2 separate regions of the Homo sapiens genome follow, and region 1 is linked to region 2. A link is a contact called in ENCODE Hi-C or POLR2A ChIA-PET data. All regions are on one chromosome and are shown on one strand. The core of a region is the stretch at or near the end of the contact, and the rest is flanking DNA. Distances in the headings are between cores, read along the strand shown.

What was found. Hi-C counts contacts between places; a loop is a spot of excess contacts on that map. ChIA-PET counts read pairs that join two places held with the same protein, here RNA polymerase II (POLR2A). Pooled maps may share reads with other maps.
Region 1: a map of PC-9 shows a loop between it and region 2 (5-fold over the local background). The contact joins the enhancer-like site here to the promoter of SNHG12 in region 2. A Hi-C loop is called at or near these places in 36 of 168 maps with a recorded cell type or tissue (A673, B cell, CD14-positive monocyte and 29 more), 34 of 37 single-sample maps with no recorded cell type and 37 of 50 pooled maps. POLR2A ChIA-PET finds 5 or more read pairs at or near these places in 47 of 52 experiments (A549, A673, AG04449 and 36 more).

What each region holds. Positions count from the first base shown.
Region 1 is chr1:28,525,486-28,528,659 of GRCh38, reverse strand. The region is part of intron 4 of RCC1 (regulator of chromosome condensation 1); the gene reads right to left. It also overlaps the pseudogene PRDX3P2. Among named protein-coding and RNA genes, the nearest start is that of SNORA73B, 19 kb to the right of the region's middle. Within about 2 kb of position 1,604, at least 5 of the 41 ENCODE cell types and tissues checked have a DNase peak (open chromatin) inside an H3K27ac peak, as active enhancers do; they include HCT116, PC-3, PC-9 and 1 more, where a contact is called at or near this core.
Region 2 is chr1:28,581,478-28,584,495 of GRCh38, reverse strand. It overlaps SNHG12 (small nucleolar RNA host gene 12), which reads left to right and starts at 1,513. Exons shown (of 6, transcript NR_146382.1): 1 at 1,513-2,406. RefSeq lists an enhancer at 2,346-3,018.

The DNA of each region.
Region 1 (3,174 bases), core at 355-2,854, 56 kb after region 2:
ACAAGGAGCATTACATGTATTTTTCTGTTTTTTGAGACGGAGTCTCACTCTGTCGCCAGGCTGGAGCGCACAGGCATGATCTCAGCTCACTGCAACCTCCACCTCCCGGGTTGAAGCAATTCTTGTGCCTCAGCCTTCCGAGTAGCTGAGATTACAGGTGTGCATCACCATGCCCTGCTAAGTTTTGTTTTGTTTTTGTTTTTTTGAAATGGAGTCTCGTTCTGTCACCCAGGCTAGAGTGCAATGGTGCGATCTCGGCTCATGCAACCTCTGCCTCCTGGGTTCAAGTGATTCTCCTGCCTCAGCCTCTCGAGTAGCTGGGATTACAGGCACCCACCACCACACCCAGCTAATTTTTGTATTTTTAGTAGAGACGAGGTTTCACCAGTTTGGCCAGGCTGGTCTCGAACTCCTGATCTCAGTGATCCACCCCGCCTTGGCCTCCCAAAGTGCTGGAATTATAGGCGTGAGCCACTGTGCCCAGCCCAAATTTTGTATTTTTAGTAGAGACGGGGTTTCACCATGTTGGCCAGGCTGGTCCCAAACTCCTAATCTCAAGTAATCCACCTGCCTCAGCCTCCCGAAGTCCTGGGATTACAGGCGTGAGCCACTGCGTACAGCCGATTACATGTTTTTTTTTTTTTTTTTTTGAAGCAGAGTTTTGTTCTTATTGCCCAGGCTGGAGTGCCATGGCGCAATCTCGGCTCACCACAACCTCTACCTCCCAGGTTCAAGTGATTCTCCTGCCTCAGCCTCTGGAGTAGCTAGGATTACAGGCATGTGCCACCACGCCCGGCTTATTTTGTATTTTTAGTAGAGATGGGGTTTCTCCATGTTGGTCCCGCTGGTCTTGAACTCCTGACCTCAGATGATCCACCCACCTTGGCCTCCCAAAGTGCGGGATTACAGGCGTGAGCCATCGTGCCTGGCCACATGTATTTAAAAAATTTTTAAGTCTGTTGTAAAAAATTAAAACATTGAAGAACAACATTAAATGAAATATCCATCATAACTCCATTCAACCCCATGTAAGCACCAGTAACTTTGGTAATGTGTTGTTATAATCAGAGGGGGAGAAGAGCTATTTTCTTTTCTTATTTAATTGATTGATTTTTTTTAGAGACAAGGTGCCACCACACCTGTAATCCTAGCACTTTGGGAAGTCGAGGCAGGAGGATCGCTTGAGCCCAGGAGTTCAAGACCAGCGTGGGCAACATGGCGAAACCCCATTTCTATCCAAAAAATTACAAAAATTAGCCGGGCATGGTGGTGCACGCCTGAAGTCCTGGCTACTCAGGAGGCTGAGGTGGGAGGATGGCGTGAGCCTGGGAGGCTGAGGCTAAATTGAGCTGAGATTGTGCCACTGTACTTTAGCCTGGGCGAAAGAGACAGACACTGTCTCAAAAAAACAAAAACACACATGCACTGAAGATCGCGGCTGCTGTGGGAAGGTTACTCTGAGCATCAGTTGCCCGGCATGTGAGTGCCATTCCTTGGGGGCATTTCTGCCACTGCAGCCCTCAGGCCTGCTGCTTCTGGAAGAACAAGTTTGACAAACATATTGTGGTCTGGTTCCGGTCAAGCAAAATTCTGGTACCAGTTCCTCATACCATGCACCTGATGTCACCCAGCATGCGCCCTATTTTAAGGGTACAGCCGTGGTCAATGGAGAGTTCAAAGACCTAAGCCTTGATGACTTTGAGGGGAAATATTTGGTGCTTTTCTTCTATCCTTTGGATTTCTTTCTTTTTTTTTTTTTTTCCGAGACGGAGTCTTGCTGTGTCACCCAGGCTGGAGTGCAGTGGCACGATCTCGGCTCACTGCAACCTCCCCCTCCTGGGTTCAAGCCAATTCTCCTGCCTCAGCCTCCTGAGTACCTGGAATTACAGGCGCCTGCCACGACGCCTGGCTAATTTTTGTATTTTTAGTAGAGATGGGATTTCACCATGTTGGTGAGGCTGGTCTTGAACTCCTGAACTCAGGTGATCCACCCACCTCAGCCTCCCAAAGTGCTGGGATTACAGGTGTGAGCCACCGCGCCCAGCCCTATCCTTTGGATTTCACCTTTGTGTGTCCTACAGAAATTGTTGCTTCTAGTGACAAAGCTAAGGAATTTCACGATGTGAACTTTGAAGTTGTTGCAGTCTCAGTGGATTCCCACTTTAGCCGTCTTGCCTGGATAAATACACCAAGAAAGAATGGTGCTTTGGGCCACATAAACATCGCACCCTTGTCAGATTTAACTAAGCGAATTTCTCGAGACTTCGGTGTGCTGTTAGAAGGTCCTGGTCTTGCACTAAGAGGTCTCTTCATAATTGACCCCAATGGAGTCATCAAGTACTTGTTTTTGTTTGTTTGTTTGTTTGTTTTTTTGAGACAGCATCTCACTCTCTGTTGCCCAGGCTCAAGTGCAGTGGCACAATCACGGCTCATTGCAGGTTTGACCTCTTGAGCTCAGGTGATCCTCCCACCTCAGCCTCTAGAATAGCTGGGACTACAAGTGCGCATCACAGTGTCCAGCTAATTTTTATATATTTTGTAGAGACAGGGTTTTGCCAAGTTGCCCAGGCTGGTCTAGAACTCCTGGGCTCAAGCGATCTACCCGCCTCAGCCTCCCAAAGTGCTGGGATTACAACAGCTGTGAGCCACCATGCCCGGCCGGAGCCACAGTCTTTAAGGTCATGAAAAACAATCAAGTTGTCTAAGCCTCTACCTAATGTTACGAAGGGAAGGAGAACTCCAAGAGCCCTTCTCGGTCTCAGCTCTGGGCCTAACCAGCAGCCCCCTCATTCCTTCCTTCTAGTGGTTCCCGAGAACCTCGCCTCTCTAGCTCTCCCCTCCATGGTATATGGACACAAGGCCAGGCACTTTTCTGCTGATTATCCTGGGGAAGGAGAACTAAATACTAAAGATGGGAAAGTAACCAAAGGTCTAGAATCCTGATAAGCCTTTGCAGGCTGAGCTTCTGCAGGTTGTCACTGGCCCAGTTCTGACTGATGAGGTGGCAGTTCTGAACTTCACCCAACTTTTATTCTCCCAGGGCTGAGAATCCTCCCACCTGTCTTTTGAGACCCCTTGTCCCACACTAAAAAGTGCACATTCTTTGGGATTAGAGGGAACTGGGTTCACCTTCCAGAGCTTGTGGCTGGCCAGTTGCCTTAACCTCTCTGAACT
Region 2 (3,018 bases), core at 264-2,763:
TATACACACACATAGATATAGATAGATATATATAGATATATTTTTTGAGAGGGAGTCTCGCTGTATCACCCAGGCTGGAGTGCAGTGGCATGATCTTGGCTCACTGCAACCTCTGCCTCCCAGGTTCGAGCGATTCTTATGCCTTAGCCTCCCAAGTAGCTGGGACTGTAGATGAGTGTCACCATGCCTGGGTAATTTTTTTTTTTTGTATTTTTAGTAGAGATGGGGTTTTGTCATGTTGGCCAGGCTGGTCTCTAGTTCCTGATGTCAGGTAATCCACCTGCCTTGGCCTCCCGAATTGGTGGGAGCTACTGCGCCTGGGAGATATACATTTTTTCTTAATGGTTTTTTGACAGCTTTATTGAGGCATAATTGACACAGAATAAACTGCACAAGCCTGGGCGAAAAAGCGAGACTTCATCTCCAAAAAAAAAAAAAAAAGTTTAATAATTTTACTTTTTTTCTTTTTTTTTTGAGACGGAGTCTCGCTCTTGTCGCCCAGGCTGGAGTGTAATGGCTCCATCTTAGCTCACTTCAACCTCCGCTTCCCAGGTTCAAACGATTCTCCTGCCTCAGCCTCCCAAGTAGCTGGGATTACAGGCGCCTGCCACCACGCCCAGCTAATTTTTGTATTTTTAGTAGAAACGGGTTTTCACCATGTTGGCTAGGCTGGACTTGAAATCCTGACCTCAGGTTATCTGCCCCCTCGGACTCCCAAAGTGCTGGAATTACAGGTGGGAGCCACCGCGCCCAGCATAATTATTAAGCTTTTAAAGCGTAAACAAACGGCCGGGCGCGGTGGCTCGTGCCTGTAATCCCAGCACTTTGGGAGGCCGAGGCGGGTGGATCACGAGGTCAGGAAATCGAGACCATCCTGCCCAACATGGGGAAACCCTGTCTCTACTAAAAATACAAAAAATTAGCCGGGCGTGGTGGCGGGCGCCTGTAATCCCAGCTACTTGGGAGGCTGAGGCAGGAGAATGGCGTGAACCCGGGAGCGGGAGCTTGCAGTGAGCTGAGATGGCGCCACTGCACTCCAGCCTGGGCGACAGAGCAGCTCCGTCTCAAGAAAAAAAAAAAAAAGCATAAACTACAAAAAAAAAAATTGACTCTTAGACTTCATAAAAATTAAAAAACTTTTAGCAGGCTGGCTGGCGTGTGGAGACCAGACTGTCGGGAGCAACAGCAGGATCTGGGAGATAAGAGACTATTGCTATCATCTGGGTCAACGATTAGGGTAACATCAGTGGAAGGGGTAAGAAACAGTCAGATTATTGATACATTTTAAAGGTAGAGCACACAGGAGTTGCTGATGGCTTGGACATGTGATGTTAGAGAAAGAGAGGAGTCCAGGACCACAGGCATGCGCCCCCACGACCTGCTAAAGTAGTACTTACTTTTTATTTTATTTTATTTTTTTGAGACAGAGTCTCGTTCTGTTGCCCAGGCTAGAGTGCAGTGACGCGATCTCGGCTCTCTGCAAGCTCCGCCTCCCGGGTTCACGCCATTCTCCTGCCTCAGCCTCCCGGGTAGCTGGGACTACAGGCGCCCGCGACCACGCCCGGCTAATTTTTTTTTGTATTTTTTTTTAGTAGAGACCGGGTTTCGCCGTGTTAGCCAGGATGGTCTCGATCTCCTGACCTCGTGATCCACCCGCCTTGGCCTCCCAAAGTGCTGGGATTACAGGCGTGAGTAACCGCACCCGGCAGTAGTACCTACTTTTTAAAGTGTAAGCAAGGAAAGTTGGCCCGCACCTGTAGTCCCATCTACCTGGGAGGCTGAGGTGGAAGAATTGCTTGAGCCCAGTTGGTCGAGGCTGCAATGAGCCTTGATCACGCCACTGCACTCCAGCCTGGGCAACAGAACAAGACCCTGTCTCAAACAAAAAAGTGTATGTAAGAATAAAAATTAATAGATTAGGCACAGGATGGGTGTTTAATTCTCGGCAATCACCACTAAGTTTTCATACTGAGGCTTATTCATTCCATGGGCAAAACATTGCGCTATGTGTGGTGCCTGGGGTGGGCTCCAAATTCCAGTCCTCTCCTCGCTTGCGATAGCTGTGTGATCCATTCCTAAGTTTCCTTATTTGTCCACAGAGCGTACACAGGGTTTTTATGAAAACTAGATCAGATAATCAGACACAGTTAAAATAGCACGCGCTCAGTAAAATTACATATTAGTGGAAGAGACAAGCCTTGAATAAATCGCCTTTCGGGGAGTATGACCCCCTCCCCGAAACCCACTCAGGCGCTGCTCGCTCGCACGCCCACTGAGCTCGGAGCGGAGCCCGAGCCCTTTCCCAGCACACAGGGTTCATTTCCAGACTGAAAGACATCCCAGAGACAACTCCAGAGGCCAAGGCGGGTCGGCTTCCTGCGTGGGCCCAGCGCCGGGCACTGAAAGGTGAAGGCGCTTCTTCCGCTCGGAGGAAAGCCTCTGGCGGTTCTCGCTTCGCGGGCTCGGGATGGACACGCGCGTAGGGCTGGGGAGGTGACGCGCGGACAACGCCGGGGCGAGCAAACTACAACTCCCAGGCAGCTGTGCGCCACGCGGGCGGCCTACTGTCGGGTGTGGCCGCGAGGGGCGGCCTATATAAGCTCTTGCTCGCGGCTTCAGCGCCCTTTCTCCCCGCCGCATTCCCGGTGTCGACTTACTAGCTGCAAGCCTCTGCCTGCCTTCCTGCGCGCCGTTCCCCGCTAGTCGCTGCTGCTGGCGCGCACTCGCCGGGTTTTTCCTCCCACGGCCTCGAGATGGTGGTGAATGTGGCACGGAGGAGCCGGGCCTTCCAACCCGGTGGGCCCGAGCTCCGAAAGGCCCCCTCGGCAGTGAGAGGGGCGGGAGCCCGCGGGGGCCGCGCCCTTCTCTCGCTTCGGACTGCGCAACGCTGCGCTCTGGGCTGACAGGTGAGTGTTGCAGGCAGGCGGCCGGGTTTACGGAAGGGGTGGGGGTTTGGGAACCGGTCTCCTGGGGGATGCGGGGATGAATCCCTGGGCCTGAAGTGTCTTAATTCAGGGG